Regions from separate parts of the Homo sapiens genome. Here region 1 is linked to region 2. A link is a contact called in ENCODE Hi-C or POLR2A ChIA-PET data. All regions are on one chromosome and are shown on one strand. The core of a region is the stretch at or near the end of the contact, and the rest is flanking DNA. Distances in the headings are between cores, read along the strand shown.

What was found. Hi-C counts contacts between places; a loop is a spot of excess contacts on that map. ChIA-PET counts read pairs that join two places held with the same protein, here RNA polymerase II (POLR2A).
Region 1: a loop to region 2 is called in a map of prostate gland, with 2.8 times the contacts of the local background. The contact joins the promoter of ZNF503-AS1 here to the enhancer-like site in region 2. A Hi-C loop is called at or near these places in 1 of 168 maps with a recorded cell type or tissue (prostate gland). POLR2A ChIA-PET finds 5 or more read pairs at or near these places in 1 of 52 experiments (AG04450).

Annotation. Positions count from the first base shown.
Region 1 is chr10:75,294,070-75,301,486 of GRCh38, forward strand. It overlaps ZNF503-AS1 (ZNF503 antisense RNA 1), which reads left to right and starts at 2,314. Exons shown (of 4, transcript NR_038226.1): 1 at 2,314-2,582; 2 at 4,883-5,005. It also overlaps a transcript of ZNF503 not described here. RefSeq lists silencers at 1,015-1,124, 1,145-1,194.
Region 2 is chr10:76,249,780-76,256,454 of GRCh38, forward strand. The region is part of intron 5 of LRMDA (leucine rich melanocyte differentiation associated); the gene reads left to right. Among named protein-coding and RNA genes, the nearest start is that of KCNMA1-AS1, 630 kb to the right of the region's middle. RefSeq lists a silencer at 2,192-2,486. Within about 2 kb of position 2,417, at least 6 of the 41 ENCODE cell types and tissues checked have a DNase peak (open chromatin) inside an H3K27ac peak, as active enhancers do.

The DNA.
Region 1 (7,417 bases), core at 1,064-3,563, 960 kb before region 2:
ACCAAGTCCAGAGAGGATTTGGAGGCTCCGGGGAGGAGCTAAGAGGTTACCAGCGTCTCCTTTGGGAAGTGGGTGAGAGTCCATCCCACATGCCTTATCTGGGCAGATCTCATTTCCTGGTGGAGGAAAAGGAGGAGATCTTTGTGTTTCTCCTCTGTTTTTTCCCTTTCAGACAGACCAGACATCAGATCTCAGTCAGATAAATCCAGCTGAAAGAAAGGGGCTGAGGCCAGGGCTGGCACAAAGAAAAGGATCCCTTGCCAAAGTCACACAGGAAGATACTCCAAAAGACCCTCGCCCAAAGAAGAGGGCGGACGGGGTTCCCCTGGAGCTCCCTTTCCCTAAGGGCCTGGCGTTGGGCTTTCGATCCTAGTTCCACATGAGGTTTCATGTAAATGATTGTATTATTATTATTTTTTTGCATGGGTGAAAAGTCACAAATTATTAACGCTGAATTTCAAAGACTGCAGTCTTCTCACTCTGGGGTGGCATCTCTTCACTGTTCAGGCACGGGCAGCCTCACAGAACGGACGTGGCCCAGACCTCACTTGACCTCTGAGAGGCCCTGAAGGCAGTCGCCCAAGGGCAGGGGCAGGGGACAGGGCGGAGGGGGAGGACACTGAGCGGAGCGGGGAAGGAAGAGAGAGGAGGGGTGGGGAAGGAGAGGAGGGGCGGCGGGGAGCCCGGAGAGAAAGAAGGGAGACCCCGGAGAGGAAGAGGGGGAGGCCCGGGAGGGCGCGCGGAGGGGGTGTCAGCGAGGGGCCGCCTGTCAGGGTTCTATCTGCGCGATGATTGATGCGGGCCCGGGTTTTTCTGTCAGCCTGTCACGGCGCAGGAATGTTTAATGTTCTCATTATTGGTTACGCTGTTGTGTATATTTCTCTGTCAGCACCGCGGACCCAGCTGAACTGGCAGAGCACTTCAAAGGCCTACGGGTCATTCATCATCCCCATGACGCTCCGGCAAATGCTCAGCTTCAGCCCCGCGCCAGGGATTTGTTATGACTTGCGAGCCGCCTGACAGACAGGGCTGCGGCGGCCGGGAGGGGACGCGCGGGAGGCGGGCTCCGGGCCCTTCCTGTCACGCCGGGCCCGCGACTCCGACTCGGGGGGCAGGCGGCACGGCGCGGGGCGGGCCCGCCTGGGCGACCCCCGGGAGGGGTGGCAGGAGGAGGCAGGGGCGCGCCCCCTCATGGGCCCCGGGGCGCCCTCACACCTCTCCCTGCAGTCCCGCCCTCCTCCTCCTGGCGGGCGGCGGCCTCTCCCAAAGTTGTGCCGCAGACCCAGAGGTTGAGGGGGGGAAAAGCGAAACTTGCAACCGTCCAGGGCCAGGGAGGGGCGGGAGCTGGGAGCGAGAGCAGGAGAGTATCGGAGCTTTGTTTCCTTTCCCAGGCCGTGACATGATTAATCGTTTTCTTCTGATCTAATTTTGGAACATGAAAAACAGCACATTTGTCTTGAAGAAAAATGATGTGCCGAACTGCGCAGATGGAAATTTCGAGCAATGAGAAAGATTAAAGTGAAACCCCACTCCTTAGACCTAATCATGAGTTGTAGATTATTCTGTCGGCCCAGCCAGATGGTAGCTCTGATTCCACAGCCCCTTCTTATATTAATGAATACTCGACTGTTATATTTGACTTAGGTAAGTGAAATGTCTATCAGAGCTAATGGACTGCCAGCCAGCATAACACATGTTGTACCGCTAAGGGTCCTTCTGCATTTTTCATGTTTTATACTAATGTAGAACATTTTGTTTCCTACTGTTTTTCATCATTGTCACTGTTTGCTAAATATTTTCACATGGAAGGGGGGAGAGAGAGAGACAAAGTCAGGAGGAAAAAGAACCCCCCTCCAAACTTGTGTCCAAAGCTAATTTCCTCCCGTTGGGCTTGGCTATAACTCTACAAGTAAAACAGTCACCCCGAGCAATACGTACAGGAACTCAATAGTAACGTGATTAAGTTCCTAGTCAACAAGACTACACTCGACTGTATGTTAACAAACCTAATTATAGCCCCGTGGTAATAAATTGGGCCAGGGCCCTGGCTGCACATCTCTGAGGTCATGTCTAGGAGAGCTGTTTGACCCTCTTGTCTCAGGGAAGAGAATTGTCCTGGAGAGGGGTCCCTGTCTCAGCATGGTAGAGGGGCTGTTTTCTCCCTGACCTAGTTGTCCAGCCCCTGGGAGGATGGGTGGATGCCAGGAAGCATTTCAGAGCGGAAGGTCATCGGCATGAGAACTGGGTATTAGGATTTGCTGGAGGAGACCGGAAGGGCAGTGGCTTCTGAGCCATTGGCCCCTTTCACGTTGTGAGTGGCATCAGGATGTCTGAGAGGAGAGCATGGTGTTTTTGCTTCATTGGATCCATGCAGGTCTTGGAGGGTGGTGGCCCACTCTTTCTGGGCCAAGTAGAGGGTGGCTCAGACACCCCCCCTTCCTCCAGGCTTCTCATCTGTAACTGGTGAAGCCCGGAAGAGCTTGTTGTTCAAGAGGAAATCTTGTGTTACTTCTTTATGAAGGACTCCAGCCTGGTGGAGATGAATGAGTCCTGAAGATGGAATCGAAGCTGTTTGGGCACAAGTAAGCTGGAAGGGGTTGAGGGACATTTTCAAGGAGTGATGTCTTGAGAGAAAAATGGAAAGAAATCCACAGGCAGAAAAGAGATATCTAGATATGAAAACATGGGGCAGGGGGAGGGAGAGAGAGAGAAGAGAATGCAGAGAAAGAGAGAGACATACAGGAGAGGACGTGTAGGTACCAACAGAGGAGATGGCCCATGAACTCAGAGGAGAAACTCTTCTTGCCTCAGCCAAAGTGAGCTTCCTAAAAAGCCATTTTGACCCCTGCTAAAAATTCTCTCCTGGCTGTGATTCCTACGGGAGTCAGTTGCAGTGTCTTGGCTGGGAATAGGTGAGCCTCTCCATCTACCCCCAGTTTCTCTCTCCAGCCTTATCTCTCACTTGTCCTCAACTGTGACCTTGCCCTTCTGCCACATGAGCCTTCTTAGGATCCCCAAGAGTGCCAGCCTCTTTCAGAACAGTGTGATTTTATCTGTGTTTATTTCTGTCTATCCTACTCTCCTGTATTCTTTCCCTGGCAAACTCCTACTCATCCTTCAAGACTCAGCTCTCAGATCTCCTCCTCTGTGACATTTTCCTGACATTCCCAGGAGGCATTATTCATCCTCTGACCCCCACCCCCGACTCTAGCTAGGCTGCATTGAAAAATGTCTGTGTTTACAAGTCTCTTGCTCTACACCTTCCTTCCTCTACAGCTATTCCTCTGCTCATTCGTTTACTCATTCAAGAAATGTACATTAAGACCTTACTGTGTGACAGATATTGTTCTAGACACTGGGGATTTAGCAATATACAAAATCCCCTGCCCTTCTGGAGGTGTATTTGTGGATTTCATTCATTTCAGTAGCTGTATTTGTGGATGTATTAATGAGGCTCTTTTATAGTAAGAAACAGAAACTTGCTCAGGCTAGCTCTAGAAATGGGTATTACTGTAAAATGGTGGCAATAAGGAAGGCAGAAAATCTCACAGAGACCCAAGAGCAGCTGCACAGCTGAGCTTCACAGCTTCTGTAACTCGTTAATTGGCTCATTCATGGCCCTTCCTAGGCCCATGTCATTTAAGAAACTTTTTATTGTGATATGAAATACATACATAAAAGTGCATATATCACAAAAGTACAGCTCAATGAATTTTCACAAACTACAACCCATAAAGAGGTGAAGAAACATAACATTCATTACCCCAGTACCTCCTATCCTCCTTTATTTCATTTTTAAGATACATTCTCATCCCAGCTTCTCCCCAACTGTTTACCATGTGATGTTTTGATTTCTGTTTTCACTGGATTCATTTTATAAACAGCTTTATTTAGGTGAAACCTACATACCGTAAAATCATCCATTATAAATGAACAATCCAATGATTTTTTAGTAAGTTTATAAAGAGCAACCATGATCACAATCCAGTTTTAGAACATTTCCATCATCCCAAAGAATCCTCCTGAGTCAATTTTCAGTCAGTACTCAGTTCCAGCCCCAACCCCAGCCCCAGACTACCAGGTTTTACGTTTAGGTCTGGGATCCATTTTTTAAAAATAATTTTACTAAGATATAATTCACATACTGTAAAGCCTACACTTTAGAAGGTAAAATTATGTGTTTCTAATATATTTACAAAGCTGTACAAATATCACCCCTATTTAATTCGAGAACATTTTAATCACCAAAAAGAAACCCCATATCTATTCATAGTCACTCCCCACTTTTCCCTCCCTTTAGTCCTGGAAATCACTACTCTCCTTTCTGTCTCTATGGATTTGCCTATTCTAGACATTCCACATGAATAGAGTCATATAATATGTGGCCTTTAACGCCTGGCTTCTTTCACTCAGTATAATGTTTTCAAGATTCATCCATGTTGTAGTATGTATGAGAACTTCATTCCTTTTTATGGCCAAATAATATTCCATTGTATAGATTCACAATATTTTGTTCATCCATTCCTATACTGATAGACATTTGGATTGTTTCTACTTTTGGCTCTTATGATGAATAATGCTGTTATGAACATTTATGTACAAGTTTTTATGTGGCCATGTTTTCAGTTCTTTTGGGTATATATGTAGGAGTGGGATTGCTGGGTCATGCGCTGACTAGGTTTAACTTAAAATTTTTTAATATAAATTAAAAAATGTTTTATTTTTTATTAAATAAACAGAGATGGGGTTTCACCTTGTTGCCCAGGCTGGTCTTGAACTCCTGGACTCAAGCAATCCACCTGCCTTGGCTTCCCAGAGTGCTGGGATTGCAGGCATGACCTACCATGCTTGGTGTATGTTTAACTTTTTTTTTTTTTTTTAGACAAGGTTTCACTCTTGTTGCCCAGGCTGGAGTGCAATGGTGTGATCTAGGCTCACTGCAACCTCCACCTCCCGGGTTCAAGTGATTCTCCTGTCTCAGGCTCCCAAGTAGGTGGGATTACAGGTATGTGCCACCATGCCCAACTAATTTTGTGTTTTTAGTAGACATGAGGTTTCACCATGTTGGTCAGGCTGGTCTCGAACTCCTGACCTCAGTTGATCCACCCGCCTCGGCCTCCCAAAGTGCTGGGATTACAGTTGTGAGTCACCATGCTCAGCCTTGTTTAACTTTTTGAATGTGATCTATTTGAAGTTAATTTCTGTGTATGGTATGAGGTAAGAGTTTAAGTTTATTTTTTTGCATATGGATATCCAGTTGTCCCCCATAACGTTTTTTAAATCATGAATTTGCATGGGATTTTGTCAGGTGTTTTTTCTGCATTTACTGAGTGAGCTATTGAACTTTCTGAGTATTACTGTCGAATTATCTATTTCTCCTTTCAATTTCATGAGTTTTTGTTTTACGTATTTAGGGGTTCTGTTGTTCAGTGCATATATATTTATAATTGGTATTTCCTAATGTATTTACAATTTTATCATTATAAAACATCCTTTGTCTCTAATTATCGGGGGAAATTCAGCCAGATATCGGGCAAAATTCACCCCCAATATTTCACGTAGGTTCTTTTCTATTTTCCCTAAGCGCTGGCCAGTTTGAGAAATAAAGGGACAGAGTACAAAAGAGAGAAATTTTAAAGCTGGGCATCTGGGGGAGACATCACATGTCGGTAGGTTCGGTGATGCCTGCCGAGCCGTGAAACCAGCAAGTTTTTATTAGTGATTTTCAACAGGGGAGGGAGTGTGTGAATAGGGTGTGGGTCACAGAGATCACATGCTTCACAAGGTAATAGAATATCACAAGGCAAATAGAGGCAGGGCAAGATCACAGGACCACAGGACCAGGTTGAAATTAAAATTGCTAATGAAGTTTTGGGCACCATTGTCATTGATAACATCTTATCAAGAGACAGGGTTTGAGAGCAACTGGTCTGACCAAAATTTATTAGGCAGGAATTTCCTCATCCTGATAAGCCTGGGAGCGCTATGGGAGACTGGGGCTTATTTCATCCCTACAGTCTCAACCATAGAAGACTGGCACACCCAAGGGGGCCATTTTAGAGGCCCACCCTCAGGGGCACATTCTCTTTCTCAGGAATGTTCCTTGCTGAGAAAAAGAATTCAGCGATATTTCTCCCATTTGCTTTTGAAAGAAGAGAAATATGGCTGTGTTCCGCCTGGCTCACCGGCGGTCAGAGTTTAAGGTTATCTCTCTTATTCCCTGAACAATTGCTGTTATCCTGTTCTTTTTTCAAGGTGCCCAGATTTCATATTGTTCAAACACACATGCTCTACAATTTGTGCAGTTAACGCAATCATCACAGGGTCCTGAGGCGACATACATCCTCCTCAGTTTACGAAAATGACGGGATTAAGGGATTAAAGTAAAGACAGGCATAGGAAATCACAAGGGTATTGATTGGGGAAGTGGTAAATATCCATGAAATCTTCACAGTTTACGTTTAGAGATTGCAGTAAAGACAGGCATAAGAAATTATAAAAGTATTAATTTGGGGAACTAATAAATGTCCATGAAATCTTCACAATCCACATTCTTCTGCCATGGCTTCAGCCAGTCCCTCCGTTCGGGGTCCCTGACTTCCCGCAACATCTAATAACATTTCTTTCTTTCTTTCTTTTTTTTTTTTTTTTTTTGAGACAGAGTCTCACTCTGTCACCCAGGCTGGAGTGCGATGGTGCGGTCTCGGTTCACTGCAACCTCTGCCTTCCGGGTTCAAGTGATTCTCCTGCCTCAGCCTCCCGAGTAGCTGGGACTACAGACGTGTGCCACTACTCTCTGCTAATTTTTGTATTTTTAGTAGAGATGGGGTTTCACTATGTTGGCCAGGCTGGTCTGGAACTCCTGACCTCATGATCCACCCCCCTGGGTCTCCCAAAGTGCTGGGATTACAGGTGGGAGCCACCACACCTGGCCTCTCTAATAACATTTCTTACATTAAAATCTATTTTGTCTGATACTAATATAGCCACTCTAGCTCTCTTATGGTTACTGTTTGCTTGGGATATCTCTTCCTATTTTTGTGTCTCTTGTTGACAGCATTTGGTTGGATCTTGCTTTTTCATCCAGTCTGACAATCTCTGCCTTTTGAATGGATATTTTAGTCTATTCCCTTTTAATGTGATTAATGATATGGCTGGGTTAACACCTGCCATTTTTCTTTTCTTTTTTTTGAGACAGTCTTGCTCTGTTGCCCAGGATGGAGTGCAGTGGTGTGATCTTGGCTCACTGCAACCTCTGCCTCCTGGGTTGAAGCAATTCTCATGCCTCAGCCTCCTGAGTAGTTGGGACTACAGGCATGTGCCACCACACCCAGCTAATTTTTTGTATTTTAGTAGAGATGGGGTTTCACCATGTTACCCAGGTTGGTCTCAGACTCCTGAGCTCAGGCAATCCACC
Region 2 (6,675 bases), core at 1,167-3,666:
AGCAAACCACAAATTATTTATTTATGTATTTATTTATTTTTTGAGACAGTTTCACTCTTGTTGCCCAGGCTGGAGTGCAATGGCATGATCTTAGCTCACTGCAACTTCAGCCTCCCAGGTTCAAGTGATTCTCTTGTCTCAGCCTCCTGGGTAGCTGGGATTACAGGCATGTGCCACCACGCCTGGCTAATTTTGTTTGTATTTTTAGTAGAGATGAGGTTTCGCCATGTTGGCCACCTTGGTCTTGAACTCCTGACATCAGGTGATCCACCTGCCTCGGCCTCCCAAAGTGCTGGGATTACAGGTGTGAGCCACCTCACTGGGCCACAAATTTTTCATTTAACACAGTTGAATATGATTTCATGACTAAGGTTCTCATTGCTGAGTTATCATTCTTCAGCTGGAGAAGGGGAGAGGGAAGGTGCACTGATTCCCAAAGATCCCCTGGCATATTGTGAAGCAAGATTGAAAGATGTATCCTGGAAAAAATTCATTAGTTTGACTCTCTTTTTAACTGCATTCCTATAAATTGAGACTCTACTCATTTAAGGTGGTTATGAGAATTGAGTGGATATAATGGGATACAGAGGGTGGCACATTGCAAGCTTTGATGATAAATTATGGATGTTATGATATGTATGTACTTTCATTTGTAAGTAATGATTTTTATAAAATATTATGATACATTTCTAGGCTGACCTTGAAGGAGAATACTAACATAACTTTGGAAAACCAAAAAATGAAAAAAGGGTATCCGTTTCTCATCATGAATAGGTTTCAAATCTCGTATTTGGAGCATTTCAATTTAAGTTTGAAGAAGCAGGACTGAGGTCACATTTTTCTCCATTGGACATTCTTTCTGATGAATAAGTATTAAAACTGCTTTGAATTTGGTTTCCCCCTTAGATAAGAAATTATTTTTTCCATACAGTCTTTTCTTTGCACCTGAAGGAGCATTGAGGGTGAAAAATAGAGGCCTGTTTCCTGTTCCTAACTGGAGCCCTCCAAGGTTGTCAAACTAGAGCAACAACTTTGTGGGATTTATGCCTGGGACCTGTCAAAGTAGAATTATCATAGCAAACCCTCTCTGCTATCAATCAGAGGGGTATTGGGGATGGCAAGGGCAGGCATTTTTCAAATTTCTTTACTGTGCATATTTAGTCTTGTGCCTGGGGGAGGAAGAGCTCCTTTGAACAGTTCTTGTAGATTTCTTTTCCATCAGATGGCAGCTCACAAAACTACTTAATCTTCCCCAAAGGGCTTCTCTCATTGGCCTGCTGAGAAAAACAGCCAAGGAAGAGAGAGTGGGGGAAGACAGGGACAATCCAACAGCAAATCCTAGAAAATAACGCATTGCTTTCAGAGGACGTATGGTCTAAGTCTGGTCACACTGATATCATGACTTAGAAAAGCACACTGTCCATTGAAGGTTATCTCCCGTCGCTTCTTTTTTTTTTTTTTTTTTTTTTTTTTTTTTTTTTTTTGAGACGGAGTCTCGCTCTGTCACCCAGGCCGGACTGCGGACTGCAGTGGCGCAATCTCGGCTCACTGCAAGCTCCGCTTCCCGGGTTCACGCCATTCTCCTGCCTCAGCCTCCCGAGTAGCTGGGACTACAGGCGCCCGCCACCGCGCCCGGCTAATTTTTTGTATTTTTAGTAGAGACGGGGTTTCACCTTGTTAGCCAGGATGGTCTCGATCTCCTGACCTCATGATCCACCCGCCTCGGCCTCCCAAAGTGCTGGGATTACAGGCGTGAGCCACCGCGCCCGGCCCTCCCGTCGCTTCTAAGTATCATGTGGACATTTAGCAACAGCACAAAGCTGACAGTGCTATCATAGCGGTGTGAGTATTCTTCTGTCCTCCAGAGCCATTTCCCACATTTGTCAAGACAAAGGTTGAAGGGGACCGGACAAGGGAAATGGGTCACCCATTCATTCCCATCTGTCAGAGGTTTGCTTTGTCATGATAACATTCAAGGAGCATGTTTATCTATCCCGCTACTGGAGGTTAAGGCAAGGGTAACAAGAAGAGAAGAAACCCTGTTTGAAAAGTTTACAAATCCTGCCGTGAGGGCTGTAAACAGAGTCCAGCCGGTGGTGGAGCGTGTTAAATACTGCCACATTGATAGGGACCTGGTTCCCCGGCACTAGAAATCCACTCATGTAAACAGAGGAACTGTTGCTGTGAATCGGGTCTGTTTTGACTTAAAGTCTAAGAAACACATTGCCTTCAAAGTGAATTCTTAGGTGTCACTTCCCATAAGTTATGGCAGAAGATTACAAAGCTACTGATATAACATATTAGTTTGATGGACAGAATTATACCCCCAACGCTTCCTGCTCTCCCCAATGACGCACACTAACTTAGTGTACTGTGACAGCTGCCTTGATTTACCACCAGTCCGGGAGGCCAACCGGGAGAAGGAACGTTCACATGGACGCAGGGCCTGAGACTGGCCTGGAGCCTAGTTTATAAAGCTGCCCTGTAATTCACCACAAATGTGTCACCATTAAAAGAGGAAAAAAGGATTGCAGATAATAAATACTCTTTAATTTATTAGCTAACAACAAAGAGATCAGAGCCAGTTGTGATGTGATTGTTTGACATAATATTGTCAAGGAAAAAAAAGCTAAGTTGACCAGAGAGGTAAATTACACATTCAAGCAGATGCATCAACTCTTGGCTTGTCATAAGCCCAGCTAAACAAAACACCACACAGAGGGGAGGACTGGCCAAGAGCAGAGCCATTTATCTCTGAAAGAGACATATTCAAGAGCAAGTGAAATAAGACATAGTTCTTTTGGACTTGGTCAGAGGCCAGGTTTTAACTGTTATAAATTAAATGTTTTGTGTATAGGATTTGGCAATTCTAGTTGCCTTTGTCATGGTAGGGAGATGTTAGGTTTTTCTGCCTGTCTTAAACTCATGGTTTGGTCAGCTGGGGTGTGTGTCCTACTGCTAGATATTGGAGGATCACTACCTTTTGGTAATTAGCAGATATTGGGAAGGTTTCTGTATGTGGCTTGTGATAAAATCAGTGGCTTTAGAAAAACTTGTAATCGCCTTCGTTTTCTGCAATTCTTCCTCTACAGTTGTTGAGCAATACTCACACAGGTCACCAGGCAGGAATTCATATTGATATTAGACTCGTGGAACCTGAGGATTGGAAGAAACATTTCATCCCGCATCCCACCCAGGACATGCAGACAGTTGTGTATGAGCGGGGCAACTTCCAGGGAGGCCAGGCATCTGCCGTGTGTTATTGTAACATAGCTCAGAGTCAACCAGTGCTTTCTGGGCTTTTATTTTTATATAAGCGACTGCCCAGCAAAACTCTCCCATCCCTTGCTTGGGAAATTGAGTTTTCAGATCTAAGTGGGTACTTTTGCTTTGTTTTGCATATTATGGGTCTTTGGGTTTAGCCTATTGTTAGAACAGATTTCTGGGTTTTATTCAACAGTCTGGAGGCAAGGATAGAGTCCTGTGGGTAGGTTTAAGGACATTGATTCATGGATCAACATTTTTTTGATGTAGTTAATTGATCTGCTATGAATTGCATCTCATTTATTTTATTTGTTGCAAAGCAATATCATGGGGGATTTTTGTTAGATGTCTTATTGAAATCAATTTATAATGTTTATGGTCTCACTGATCTACCAGCTGAATAACTGTTTCTAAAAGACAGAGCTAGAAGGCAGGGAGGGAGAGAGAGAGAGAGAAAGGGAGTGGAGAAGAGAGGGGGAGAGAGAGAGAGAGAGAGAGATTGATTTGGCCTAGCTCATTCTAGGTAAAAAGATGTACTAGCTCTTAAAAGTTGCTACTATCTTTTCAACGTGCTCATATATCATATATTTAACATAATTTTTTACAATTTTAGTGTCATTATTTTTAGAATCTTCTGTTCCTCCTTTAAAAAATCAACAAAAATATTTGCCCAAATTTGCTTTTTATCTGTATTTTTTCAAATATTAGTAACATTGTTTCCATGAGCAGATCTATAAGAATTTTTTTGTTGTTGCTATTGTAAAATAAGATACTATTTGTATAGGTCTAGACACCAGGCATCTCCTATGTCTCATAAGCTCTCTAGGGCCTCATTCTTCCATTTCTTTTTTCTTTTTTACTTTTCACTCATCAGTCTAGCCCAAGGATATAATTTCATGATGGAGAAAATAATGACAAAACAAGAGCTTAGTTTTAATCATTCTGCCTTTCCTCTGTCATTTGGGATTTCTTTTTTTAACAACCATTTTCCAACAGTAGACTTATTTTCTTCCTTTGAGCATGGTTTTCATAAGTGACTTCTTAAAATCTGAATTCACTAGAATATGCCCCATACAGTTATACTAGTTTGGTTTCTTTCACTGCTTCCCTATCCTCAAGCTTCCCCAACCTTCCTTCCTTGTTGTCAATATTCATAATTATATACTCAGAATTTCACTTTTAGTAGCATCCTTCCTTCTTGAATTTCATGTCCTATTAGGATCAATATCTGTGGAAATTACTATACTATACTATACTATACCATACCATACCATACCATACCATACCATACCATACCATCCTATCCTATCCTATCCTATGCTATGCTATGCTATGCTATGCTATGCTATGCTATGCTATGCTATGCTATGCTATACTATACTATACTGAAATGCTATAGTCTCTTAAAAATAAAGCAAATCCAATCAAGAGTATTCATATATTTGTGTTCCAAAATATGCAAAGTTATCTCCAATTAGGCACGGTCACTTTCTCCTAGGGGTCTCATATCTTCCATACCACCAATCTTTTTATTTTTTAAGTTTGATCATGTTGGCATTTGTTCTGCTATATAATGTATATTATGTTGCTACTTTTTGAATATGTTCACTAAATGCACTTCTGCCTGATTTTCCTGGTTTCCAAAAAGGATTTTCCCTCTTCACCTCTTCTCCTCTCCTCTCTCTCTATTGGAAATACCTTTCTTTTCAGCAAGGTGTTCTCTTCCACTGTCACATTCTGGGCATGATTACCCACCACCGTGAGTTTAGTTCAAGTTCATTTTATTTTAGAAGTTACGACCGGTTTTATAGGAACAATGTGCCTTTATCATGTCAACTCCATGTTGAAAAACCTTTAGGGCCTCCTCCTCGCATTTGGGTTACAGCCACAAACCCTTAGCCTGGCTTCTGAGGTCCACTTAACCTTGAACTCAATGTACTTTTTTGGCCTAACCTTCCAGACTTTCCCTATTTTCACTCAGCCTTTCAAATCAACTGATCTGCTCATAGCCAGCAACATGATTTGTTCTTTTATTCGTTCACCTCTTTGGGCTTTCCCCCCAGACCTTTTCTAGTTTTCTTAATTAGAAAGTGAGTCACCAAAAAGGTCATTAAAATCAAGTCTTTCATTGCCTTTTGTTTTTTTCTCTATGAAGAATAAAATAATTTTATGGTGCAAAATGAACTTTTGAAGGCTAAGAAAGAACATAAAGTTTGGGCCAACCAAAATTAAAAGTGACTCACAATTAATACTACCAAAGAAGGCAATCTTCCGCTGTCCTTAAGTCAGCAAGGATTTATGAGAGTGCTTGATGATTGTGTGTTGCATTTCCTCTGTTGGAAATGATACCTAGAATTTTAGAAGCATAGATTCTGAAGGATGACTTCATAATAAGGATTTTAGGAGCCCACTGTTACCCATCTCAACCTTGGATGCCTGAAATACACTGACATTCCTACACATGGCTACATATCATTCTTATTATTCAGTCCACAGCCATTGCCAGGATAGATAAAAAGCAACTGTCATTTCACATCAGACCAAGCTAGGAAAGTATATCTTTCCTCAACCAAGAAGATGGAGTATGAACCAGACCACATGGCCCAGTGGATGGGAATTGATAGTGCATACAGTAGCTTTAAAGCAGCATGGAGCAAAATAGATTTAAATCATTCCGAAAGAAATAAATCCTAACAATGGATACATTGTGCTGAATGAAATGAAGCTCACAAAAGAATTGATTAGGAAGTATACCAAATGGAATAAAATGTAGCAGAAAGGCACATATTAGAGAGAATAAAATATGTTTCAGTCTGAAGGGGATTTAATTTACTAAGATACAACTGACCAGCTATAAAGCAGATGAATAACATATGTAGTCAAGTCAAATGGACATTCAATGGAAATAGGTTTATATAGATCAATGGCATCATGTGACCAGTTTCATTCTTCTAATTCTATGGCTCATTGTGTAATATCTTTAGCTCTCTCAAGAAAATCTGAGGCTTTTCCTGAATCCTGAAAGAGGGAACTCACCTTAAAGGAGTGTATGATTAATTGGAAATAGGTTATTGTTTGTTGGCTTGTCTTGGTCCAGAGAACCATAATAATTTTCTGGAATTAGAAGGATTTTACAGTAAATTGCAATAGAGTATCACAGTGAAGACTATTTAAGCACTTTTTCCTCCAATGTTAAGTTAGTTCTACTGGTCACTGTGCTGAAATACTTAGAGCCATCAATGGTCTTCATTTCTCTTTCTAGGAAACTTGGAAATTTTAGGTCAATATTGAAATTATCTTGCTGGGAATTTTCTCCCACATGCAAACATATTCATTAAACACTCTGTTGTGCTTCAGTCGGAGTCCTTTGGAGAATGTAATTCTCAACATGAATGAAGCTTATTTCCAGCG